Linked DNA regions of Homo sapiens: region 2 is linked to region 1. Evidence: chromatin contacts called from ENCODE Hi-C data. All regions are on one chromosome and are shown on one strand. The core of a region is the stretch at or near the end of the contact, and the rest is flanking DNA. Distances in the headings are between cores, read along the strand shown. Region 1 holds the start of AKAP1-DT (AKAP1 divergent transcript). Region 2 holds the start of GDPD1 (glycerophosphodiester phosphodiesterase domain containing 1).

What was found. A loop is a pair of places that touch in the nucleus more often than their neighbours do. Pooled maps may share reads with other maps.
Region 2: a pooled map shows a loop between it and region 1 (4-fold over the local background). The contact joins the promoter of GDPD1 here to the promoter of AKAP1-DT in region 1. A Hi-C loop is called at or near these places in 4 of 50 pooled maps.

The regions. Positions count from the first base shown.
Region 1 is chr17:57,083,788-57,089,589 of GRCh38, reverse strand. It overlaps AKAP1-DT (AKAP1 divergent transcript), which reads left to right and starts at 4,552. Exons shown (of 3, transcript NR_186437.1): 1 at 4,552-4,750. AKAP1 (A-kinase anchoring protein 1) reads right to left here and starts at 4,344. Exons shown (of 11, transcript NM_003488.4): 1 at 4,192-4,344. RefSeq lists silencers at 3,298-3,387, 3,668-3,967, 4,008-4,587 and enhancers at 3,266-3,768, 4,808-4,887.
Region 2 is chr17:59,216,976-59,222,124 of GRCh38, reverse strand. It overlaps GDPD1 (glycerophosphodiester phosphodiesterase domain containing 1), which reads right to left and starts at 1,614. Exons shown (of 10, transcript NM_182569.4): 1 at 1,374-1,614. The coding sequence starts at 1,515. RefSeq lists an enhancer at 1,038-1,588.

The sequences.
Region 1 (5,802 bases), core at 3,303-5,802:
AACAAAACTTTCTTCGATTATGGAAAATGTTCTTGACCTGTACTGACCAGGACGGCAGCCACTAGCTACACGAGGCCACTGAGAACCTGAAATGTGGCTAATGTCACTAAGAAATTTTTTTAAAAATACTTTGAAAAGTTTAATTAGTCACACAGCTAGCAGCTACCCTACAGACAAGGCAGCTCTAAACTCCCCACACCCAGGACAAATTTAGGCAAATAAAGCTATCTTTAAAAATAAAAAATATTTAGAACAGTAGCACACCTTAGAGCTAAGAACTTGAGATGAACAGTGAGTTGTTTTTTTTCCCCTTAAGTCTTTGACATGTACTACCCATTGAGCTGTGCTCCCCAGCCCAAACACATCACTCCAGTGGCCCCTGGGCACGTTTGGTCTAACTCCAAGGCTCCCAGGACCATAATCTGAATACTGATAATTTTGACCAAACCTCTTTTAGCCACTGAATAAACCAAGATCTGGAAGGCCAACCAGCCTGCCTAGAATCACCGCCAGGTTTCAGCTCTGAGAGCTGCAGCAAGTCCCAGGCTCTTGTCAGCTAAGCCCAGCAGTGAAACAAGCCTCATCAGCCCTAGGTTATACATATTTTTACTTCCAGGACTCACCTCAGGGCCCTTCTTTGCTCCCAAGTGCAACTGGGCCTTAGTGACACCTGGCTCGGTGAACACAACCAGCCACCATTACAGAACAGGGAACACAATGTTTACCACTGACTGCTGCAAACTATCAAACCAAGCCGGAAAAACAACCAGATGGTGAAGACCCGGACAGAATGTGGACAAGGCTGCACCATTTAGTAAAATGAAAAAGTTAAGGCAAAGGACACCTTGAAAGCTATTTATTGCTGGAAAGCTAGTTCTCAGAATGCTGAATGATAACACACACAATGTTAACAATCTACTTAGAAAGCAGCAGAAAGATTAGGAGAAAAGCCCAGGGATTTAAGAATATTCCTTGGTTCTTCTCACAAAAGCCATCCAGAGGACCTAGTTTTAACTCCACACCCACGCTTCCTAGTTCCTCTACCCCTCAATTTGAATTTGTGTGACAGCCACTGAAACAATCCAGAATGACCTCCAGCTTCACCCTCACTGTTCTCAGAGGTGTGAGGATTAAAGGATTAGTGTGCTCATAACTCACCTAGCACAGTAACTATCAAGAAAGAGGCATCCTCTCAAGTTTAGCTCCCAGCTCCCCCACTACCTGTTTCTCCAGCCAGACTCTGTCCTACTTCAAACATGCTCACTGATGATGTTTTCCACAGCCCAAGCTTCAAATTAGGTACCAAGGCCAGGAGGTTCCTTCAGTGGGATGCCACATGTGATGGGAACTTAATGTTAAATGATCATAAAAGTGAAAACTGCCTGAGGTATTACACCAGGAAGGAACATGGAAGAAACAGAACTTGCCCTAAGAAGCAAGATTTAGGACTAAAATACACCCCCCACCATAAAGATGAGCAACTCTCAAACAGTATATGAGATGATTTCAATGGGACAAGATGCCCACAGGATCTACTACCTCCCCATAGTGGAAGAAAACGCCTGAGAATGACAAGCTGAAGGTATTAACTCATACCTGAAACAACTGACTTCCCCACAATAGGAAAACAGACCAAGCTACAGAAAGGCCCAATCATTCAGACTCACAGGGAAGATTAGGAAGGAGTGACCTAGGGGAACTCTACGGCCAGCTCTCTGGGTACATTGGCTACAAGCTGCCTGCTCTTCAAAGCCCTGAAATGCACACACAATCAAGTCATGTTGCAGGCTGGGAGCAGGAGGCTAGCCAGCAAAGCTTAGGGAAACCAATTCGTTTTTCCTCCCAAACAAGCTTCTGGGTCAGAGGCTAAGGAGAGGGGTGCTTTTAATAGAATTCAAGTCACTCAAGTAATTCAAGAGAAACAAAGTCAGTCTCAGGGATTGTTCAGGGAGGAGAGGGGAAGAGCAATGCTTAAGCACCTATCACAGTCCCCAGTATCACAAATATGATCTCCATTTGTCTTTAGGACAGGAAAAGGGAATACTGTAGAGGCTAACACCAGCCTTCCCCTAAAATATGGCTGCAACCCAGCCTATGTCCAAAGCTCAAGAATAATTTGGGTTACCAGGCAGCAAGATAAATTGCTTTTAAATATTGATGTTCAGCAACCTTACACTGGAGACATATCGACTTCAGCACCTGAGCAGGCCACTTACAACAGACACCTCCACTGTCACCCTGCAGTGGCCAAGTGAGAATGCATTTCCTAGAAACAACTGGGAGATGGGAGAGATATTCCTACAAGGAACTAGACCTAGACACAAATCCATTAGACCTGTCTCACTCATTGGCTAGGATCTGTTACCTGCAAGTTCTGAGCCATCATCTGACAACATGCATGAAGACAGAGCCTATTAATCCAGTAATGGACTCAAGCTTTAGTGATTTGCATGCCTGTAGGATCCAGAGGACCTCCTCTAACCTAGGGCCATATTTCAAAGAGAATACACCCAAGAATTATGCAGAACCTACAAAACTAGTTAGAGGTTAAAGAAAAGTTCAACACAAGTCAAAAGGTTCCCAAAACATAACTTCACTTGCTTCCAGTGCTCAGGGTCTTAAATAATCAGCAGGTGAACCACTTCAATGCCAAGATCAGAGGAATTATATAAATGATCAAGTCAGGCAGCCTTCTTCATTTCAAAGATGTTCTGTACCTTTAAGAGCAAAGTGGATGGGTGGTGCTAAGAGTCCAAGCTTTGCTTTCTAAATAAAGAGTTAAAAAAAAAAAAGGTACTAATTTGGGAAGGACTTAGCAGTTACAAGAGCTTGTAAGGCTACTAGTTGCCAGAATTAATAGCTTTTTGTGAACGGTGTTCCTTGATCAGTAACTAACAGATACTGTTGCACCAGGTCCAGCAGCCTAGATTTCACTGGAGACAAATCTAAACACGAAGTAACGCGCACTACAGTAGGGGAAAGATACCCAGGTTAACCTCACTAATTGCCCTGCGCATACACCCTACCCAGCTTGAGAGGCCTCGACTCGCACCTGGAGCGAAGTCCACCGGGTTTGTGTTAACGGCGGCAGGAAGGCGCCGCCACCCAGGACATCCCCCAGGAGAGGAAGATCCCGAAACGCCCAGGGCTCCCATGCCGTTCCGAGTCGCCACAGCACCGCCTACCACGATCAGCACCTTTCTTCTCCTATCCCTCCCTGGAAGGGAAACAGGAAGACCTTCAGCTAGGGCACAAAAGAGTTGAACGCCAGAAAGCCCGCGTTCGAGGCATCCAGCCACTGCCTCTCCTAGCACATCGTAACCCCAAAACTGGCGCGGTCCCTCCAGATCGCAGACCCCGGGCCCTGGGCCGCAGGCGGGGCCGGACACGTGACCGTCGGGGCCCCCGGGCGTGAGGTCGGCAGACACCCCAGGCTGGACGGCCTCCACCCCTCCGGACACGCCTGCAGGGGCTACGAATGCAAATTCCCCCCGAGACGCCCCTGAGCCTCCGACCTCCAGACCCCAATTCGGTTCGAACGGTCCCTCAGCCCGAAACACGGTTGGATCACAACCGGCCGATGTCCCGGCCCATCTTCCCAGTTCCCCTGGCTCGCCGCACGGAACTCCCAGGGGCTGCGCCGGCGGGCGAGCCGAGGGTGAGAAGTTGGGCGAGGCTCCAGAAGTGAAGGGGCAGCTCCGGCTCAGACTGTGTACACACGACCTTTGAAAAGTAAACGCCCGCGGGGCTGGGCGACCTTGGGTGGGACGCGCTCGGGTCAGCCTCGCAGGCGGGTGTGCACGCTCCGGTTAAGTTGAGGTGCAGAGAGGCGACCCGGGCGTCGCGCCCTCGCCCCCCGCCCCCGAGGACAGTGACGCGCGTGGGGAGGACGGCGCGGCCGCAGAGCGCCGCCCAGAGCCGCGCACACGCGATCTGTCAGGAGCCCGCGGGCAGACAACCGGCGGGGAAGGACGAGAGGGGGCGCAGACGAGGGAGGGAAAGATGGGCCTGCCTGACAGCGCGCGGCGGCCGAGAGCCCCCAGGACACCTCTGCGTCCGGAGCGTCCCGCCCCCGGGGTACCTGGAGGGCGCGTCGCACCCTGCACCTGCACCTCAGGCTCCCCATCGCCCCGACCCCGCCGCCTTCGGGTCTCCGGCAGGGGGTCCCCGGCGCAGCTGCCCCCGACCTACCAGCTCCTCGGCTACCATCGGGGTGCGGGATGCGGAGTCCGCGCGCCGCCGCCGGCCCCCGGCTGTGCCCCGCGGCCCGGCCCGCAGCGCCGCGCTTCCGCAGCTCCCCCACGTGCTAGCCCAGGCGGGTGGAACACAGAGACATTAAATACTGAAGACGCGCGGCGACGTGCCCGCAGCGCGACGCAGGCCCCGCCCCTCGCCCTTGTGCCCGCGCGCTCCCGAGCCCGCCCCGCTCACCTGCGCGTGCGCGCCGCCGGCCGCTCCCGGCAGTGCCTCCGCCGCGCCTCTCCCAGCTGCGCCAGAGGGGGCGCGGTCTACAGCGCTGGGCTAACATCCCGCCGCCGCCCGGAGCCGGGTCTTGCTCGCGCTCTCGCGAGAGAGCCGTCATCTCTCCGGTGCCCGGGAGAGGGGCCGGGCGGGACGGTACAGCAACCGGAGGAACCTTGATTCCCTGCCCCGCAAGCCCAGCACCGGTTTTGCCGCCTTGTCTCGAAGGGTCAACCAGGCCATCTCCTGCCTCGGGACGGAGAGCGCCCTGGAAAAGGCGGAGGGGCCGGTGAGGAGCAGGGCTTCCCTCGCTTCGGGGCTTTGAGCTTCCCTGTGACCGTCATTTCCTTGTAGCGTATAATTGGGTTGGCCATTAATAATTGCTCGATAACTGCATAATGGTGAAACCTGGTACCACTCAAATGCAACTTTCTTGCTCGTTTTCACAAGTCGATGTTATCGAAATGAAGCACTTTTCTCTGAATTGGTGTGGGTTTTGGAATGATTTTTGCAGAGATAGTCACGGTGAGTCACTATCTCTGCCAGGACCTTGGGAAAATAAATTCCTCCAAAATAAATGGAGAGGGTAGGGTTTTGGCTGTCCAGCCCTGCTGTCATCCTTAAAACAAAGTGACTTTAAATGAACATTTGTTTGGCCAAAATATAGAAAATAGATCATGCTAAGAACTAACAATTACTTGGGAAAATGCTTAATCTTCACTAGTGATCAAATGCAAGTTTAAATGACAGATGCCATTTACTATACCTAATGAGATTTAAGTCAAATTCATATATATATGAATCCCAATTGCATGGTGTGGTAGATGTCAGGAAGGAAACAAATAGGAAACTGACATAGGAAAGAAAGAAAAAGAGCCCTATTTTTTATTTTTTTTTTTTTGTGAGACGGAGTCTTGCTCTGTCGCCCAGGCTGGAGTGCAGTGGCACGATCTCGGCTCACTGCAAGCTCCGCCTCCCAGGTTCACGCCATTCTCCTGCCTCAGCCTCCCGAGTAGCTGGGACTACAGGCGCCTGCCACCACGCCCGGCTAATTTTTTGTATTTTTAGTAGAGATGGGGTTTCACCGTGTTAGCTAGGATGGTTTCGATCTCCTGACGTCGTGATCCGCCCGCCTTGGCCTCCCAAAGTGCTGGGATTACAGGCGTGAGCCACCGCGCCCGGCCAAAAAGAGCCCAAATGTTTTAGGTCCTGTGGTCAGAAAAGGCCTAAAATGAAATTTAAACTGAGACCCATTGGATGAGAAGGAACCAGCCTTGCAAATTGTATACGGGCATAAGGGTTGGAGGAGTATTCCTAGCAGATGCACAACACAGGAAAAAG
Region 2 (5,149 bases), core at 365-2,864, 2.1 Mb before region 1:
CCAATGGTTGAAGGCACCTTAGTAGTTAAATGTCATCCTACAGTTTAACCAGGTAGCTATTAAAACAGATAACCCAAATAAACAATAACAAGGCATTTGGCTGACCACCCTTTAAAACCTCTGAGGCTTTTCATGAGTGGGAAGGCTAGAATACTATTGAAGTCACTCATTAGAACTATGCTTAACTAATAAAATTATATAGAAGAATGATAATGTACTTCCGTATTTATATTTCAAAACCTTTTTCCTTGGCCAATACTTGTTAGTAAAGTGATTATGGTACTACACCAAGTTTTAGACTGTAAACTCCTAGAAATTATCATTTCAAGTGTGTATTAAATTTCAAGCAAATTTTAAACCGGTTTAAGATTCAGCCTTAAAGAACAGTTAAAATTGATTGAAAATAATCCAATTTCACCGCACTTTATACATCATAGTTGAAATGCAATGAAGACACATTATTACACAATAATGAAGAAGCAAAGATTTGGCCTGTTATCTGGGAAATTAGAGGGTGGACTACCTGGGCTCCTTTTAGCAAAACACTTTTCCAAAAGAAACTTATTTTTGTTTTCTTTAAACAATACTGTCCTGTCCTAAACGAAATCATTTTTAGTCTGTTGAAAATCCACGTGTCTTTGCGTGTTTATTTATTTATTTATTTATTTATTTATTTATTGCAGTGTTCAAAAAAAAAAAAAAAAAGATGCAAGGTTTCCAGCCCTGAGGACCAGGACGCTGTAGCTCCTGTCTCAGTTCAGCCCTAGCTCTAATTGTGACCTTGGGAAATGTCCCTGGCTCGGGGGACTCGGTTTCCCTCTCTTCTCAATTATGAGTGCTCGGAACGTGGGGGTGGGACGGGCCCCCAGCACCGCAGACAAGGGGTTACAGCTCGTCCAGCTTCATGCAAATCCCCAGCCCTCCTCGTCGCCTCGGCTCTTCCCATCCACTCAGCCACTAGCTCGCTCGGAGCAGTGTGCTCCCGGTGCCCCCCGCGGGGTACCCTCGGTTCTGCACGGCGCTCCCCCTTTGTGTCTTGCTGCTAGGAAGGGACCTTGCGATCATCCTTCCATCCGCCGAGAAACGCTCCACCTACCCTTCATTCTCGACCGTGTCTTTCCCGTTTCAGAGAACCCCTCACACTGCTGCCCTCGAGAGACCCCCGCCGTGGCTCTGACCGGGAATCCCTCTCCTTCCCTCCCCTCAGGAGACCTTCCCTTCACACAGCCTTCACCTCCGGAAGAGCCCTCAATTCACACAACCCCATTCTTCCTCAAACTCTCAGGGATTGGCACCCGGCTGCCTTTTGCGGAGCCGCAAAGGACCCTCAGCCTCCCCCACCTCCGTCATCGGGTTCTGGGGACCCCTCTCACCTCCGCGGTGAGAGATGTGTTTACTGAGGAATCGCTGCTTCTTTCTCTGGTGCAGCAAGGTCGGGTATTTAAGCAACAAGAATGAGGTCACCAAGTATCCTCCTAGCGTAGAGAGAAGGTAAAAAGCCGCAGTGGACGACATCTCAGTCACCGTGTGGGAAGTCTCCCACCTCCGGGCCCTCTGAACTCCGCTGCGGCAGTAGCAACGACGGCGGCGGCGGCGGCTGCTCGAGGTCGGCTCGCCCCCAGCCGGTGCCACTGGTGCAGCGCACTTGTCGGTGCCGGCCTACTGCGCACGCGCAGCTGGACCCCAGCGCCCCAGCAACAAAGAGGCTCCGACGCGCAGGCGCTCTCCGGCTCCCGTGTAGGAACCTGCAGAGATCCTGGACTGAGCGTTTGTCACCTAGCTCTGTGGACGGACCCTCATGAAGAGAAAGCTTGCAAACCTGCCAGTGTGTTGGCCATCACTCAAGCAGAAAAGACTATTCACGGGCAGCCTTTCCTAATTGGAAAATCCACATCAAAAAGGAAAGATTCCAGGGCGCGTCTTATCCCTTGCTCTAGAAAATGCAAATAATTTGTACCTATGGAGGCGATAAAGCTTGCTAAAACACTAAATAAACTCCTCCGTTTATCTAGCCTAGAGAGAATTTCCCCTATGGTCGCATATACTAGAAAAGGTACTGGTTTATCAGTCAAATATCTGAGAGATCGGCCCCTGTCCTCCCTCATTTCATTGTGAAAGTGCAATCCTCATTCTTTGTACACAATAGGCACTGTAGAAGTATTTGTTGACTTACAAGTCCGTATAAAATAAGGAAACTTTGTTAAGGTTATAAGGTATTACCTAAAAGTCCTAGAAAGACAGATAACTAAGTTCCAGAAGGCCCTACTAGTTTTCCTTTTACCCGACAAATTACAAACTGCTAACACACGAAAAGCCACACACTTCAATGCAAAAGAAATAAATCACCCAGGACTGAGGGAGAAATTTTACGGAGAAGACCATATCTCCCACAGGACTAGAAAAGCAGAGTGAATATTTAAAATCCTGATTCAGCCGGGCGCGGTGGCCCACGCCTGTAATCCCAGCACTTAGGGAGGCCGGGAAGGAAGGGTGGATCGCTTGAGCCCGGGAGTTCGAGACCAGCCTGGGCAACATGGCGAAACCCCATCTCTACAAAAAATAAAACAAAATAAGCCCGGCGTGGTGGCGTGCACCTGTAGTCACGCTACTTGGGAGGCTGAAGTGGGAGTATTGCTTGAGCCTGGAAAATCGAGGCTGCAGTGAGCTATGACTGCACCACTGCACCCCAGCCTGGGCGACAGAGCAAGACCCTATCTCAACTATAAAAAGAAAATTAGAAGAAAATAGGGGGTGGCTGGGCACGGTGGCTCAAGCCTGTAATCCCAGCACTTTGGGAGGCTGAGGCGGGCAGATCATTTGAAGTCAGGAGCCTGGCCAACATGGCGAAATTCCATCTCTACTAAAAATACAAAAATTTGCCAGGGGTGGTGGCGTGTGCCTGTGATCCCAGCTACTCAGGAGGCCGAGGCAGGAGAATCTCTTGGACCCGGGAGGCAGAGGTTGCAATGAGCCGAGAAGGCGCCACTGCACTCCAGCCTGGGTGACAGAGCGAGACTCCGTCTCAAAAAAAAAAAAAAAAAAAAAAAAAAAAAAAAAAAAAAAAATTCCTTTAGTCGAGGTTGAAGTGAGCCTTGATGGTGCCACTGCACTCCAGCCTGGGCAACAGAGCAACATTCTGAGGAAACTTACAGGTTAAAAAATCATGTGTTCTGTTTAGGGCTGTTAAACTATTTCCTGTAGATCAACTGACGCACATAGTTCTATTTTTCAAAATATCACCTGATGACTATGGAAGCGTCTAGAATAAACCACTGTGGCATAAAAATTATTTTGAGGCTGGGCATGGTGGCTCACGCCTGTAATCCCAGCACTTTGGGAGGCTGAGACAGGCAGATCACCTGAGGTCGGGAGTTCGAGACTAGCCTGGCCATCATGGTGAAACCCCGTATCTACTAAAAATACAAAAATAAGCCAGGCATAGTGGTGCATGCCTGTAGTCCCAGCTACTAGGGAGGCTGAGGCAGGAGAATGGCTTGAACCTGGGAGGCGGAGCTTGCAGTGAGCCAAGATCATGCCACGGCACCCCAGCCTGGGCGACAGAGCAAGACTCTGTCTCTTAAAAAATATATATATATTGAGCTGAAGGCATTTAAGTTCCTGGAATCCCTTATCAACCTAAAATCAAAGGCTCCCAGAAGAACTTAACTGTCATAAATCTCCTCCCTGGGAACAATTCTAATCCTGTCAGAGATGAGAGACATTGTCACAAAAGTATGACATCTCATGGGTATTCTCCTAAGGACACATTTATGTTTCCAAAAAATCATTTCTTTTTCCAAAAAGTGCTTTCTCCCCAGCTTCTAAGAAGTCATTTGTTCTTCTGGAAGTACCCCCTACCCCTTCCCACCCGTAAATTTTAGATTATATATAAACCTCAAATTCTAACCGCTTTTTTTTTTTTTTTAGACAGAGTCTCACTCTGTGGTCCAGGCTGGAGTTCAGCAGTGCCATCTCGGCTCACTGCATCCTCTGCCTCCCCGGGGGTTCAAGTGATTCTCCTGCCTCAGCCTCCTGAGTAGCTGGGGCTACAGATGCGCACCACCGCGCCTGGCTAATATTGTGTGTGTGTATATTTTTCTTTTCTTTTCTTTTCTTTTTGAAAAGGAGTTTCGCTCTTGTTGTCTAGGCTGGAGTGCAATGGCACGATTTCAGCTCACCACAACCTCTGCCTCCCGGGTTCCAGCGATTCTTCTGCCTCAGCCTCCCGAGTAGCTGGGATTACAGGCATGCATCACCTGGCCCGGCTAATAGTAGAGACAGGGTTTCGCCATGTTGGTCAGGCTGGTCTCGAACTCCCGACCTCAGATGATCCACCTGCCTCGGCCTCCCAAAGTGCTGGGATTACAGGCATGAGTCACTGGGCCCGGCTAATTTTGTACTTTTAGTAGAGATGGGGTTTCACCATGTTGGCCAGACTGGTCTTGAACTCCTGACCTCAAGTGATCTGCCCACCTTGGCCTCCCAAAGTCCTGGGATTACAGGTTCATTCTTATATTTTCTAAGAAGACAGAACAACAGGAAAAGTATGAATTCAAAGTCAGAGTTCTGAATTCTTTTATTATTTTATATAATTTTCTTTTAATGAAGGCGAGAGAAGAAAGAGGAGCATTTACTTTTTTTTTTTTTTTTTGAGATGGAGTCTCACTCTGTTACCCAGGCTGGAGTGCAGTGGCGCAATCTTGGCTCACTGCAACCTCTGCCTCCTGGGTCCAAGTGATTCTCCTGCCTCAGCCTCCCAAGTAGCTGGGATCACAGGAGCACGCCACCAGGCCTGGCTAATTTTTGTATTTTTAGTAGAGACGGGGTTTCACTATGTTGGTCAGGCTGGTCTCGATCTCCTGCCTCGGCCTCCCAAAGTGCTAGGATTACAGGTGTAAGCCACCGCACCCAGCCTATGTATATTTTTAAATTAAAAAACAATGGCTTTAAATGTAGCAAGATGTGTTAAATACATATTTCCTATATATTGAGACTAAAATCTACAATTCTATTTGTCCAACGTTTCAAAATTAGTGTGTCTATGGAAATGTAATCAATTACACAAGAGTTTAGGTATGTTAACTTAATTTGTACTTACCTAATTGGTGATATATCACAATATACCACTATATTGCCATCTGATTGGTGA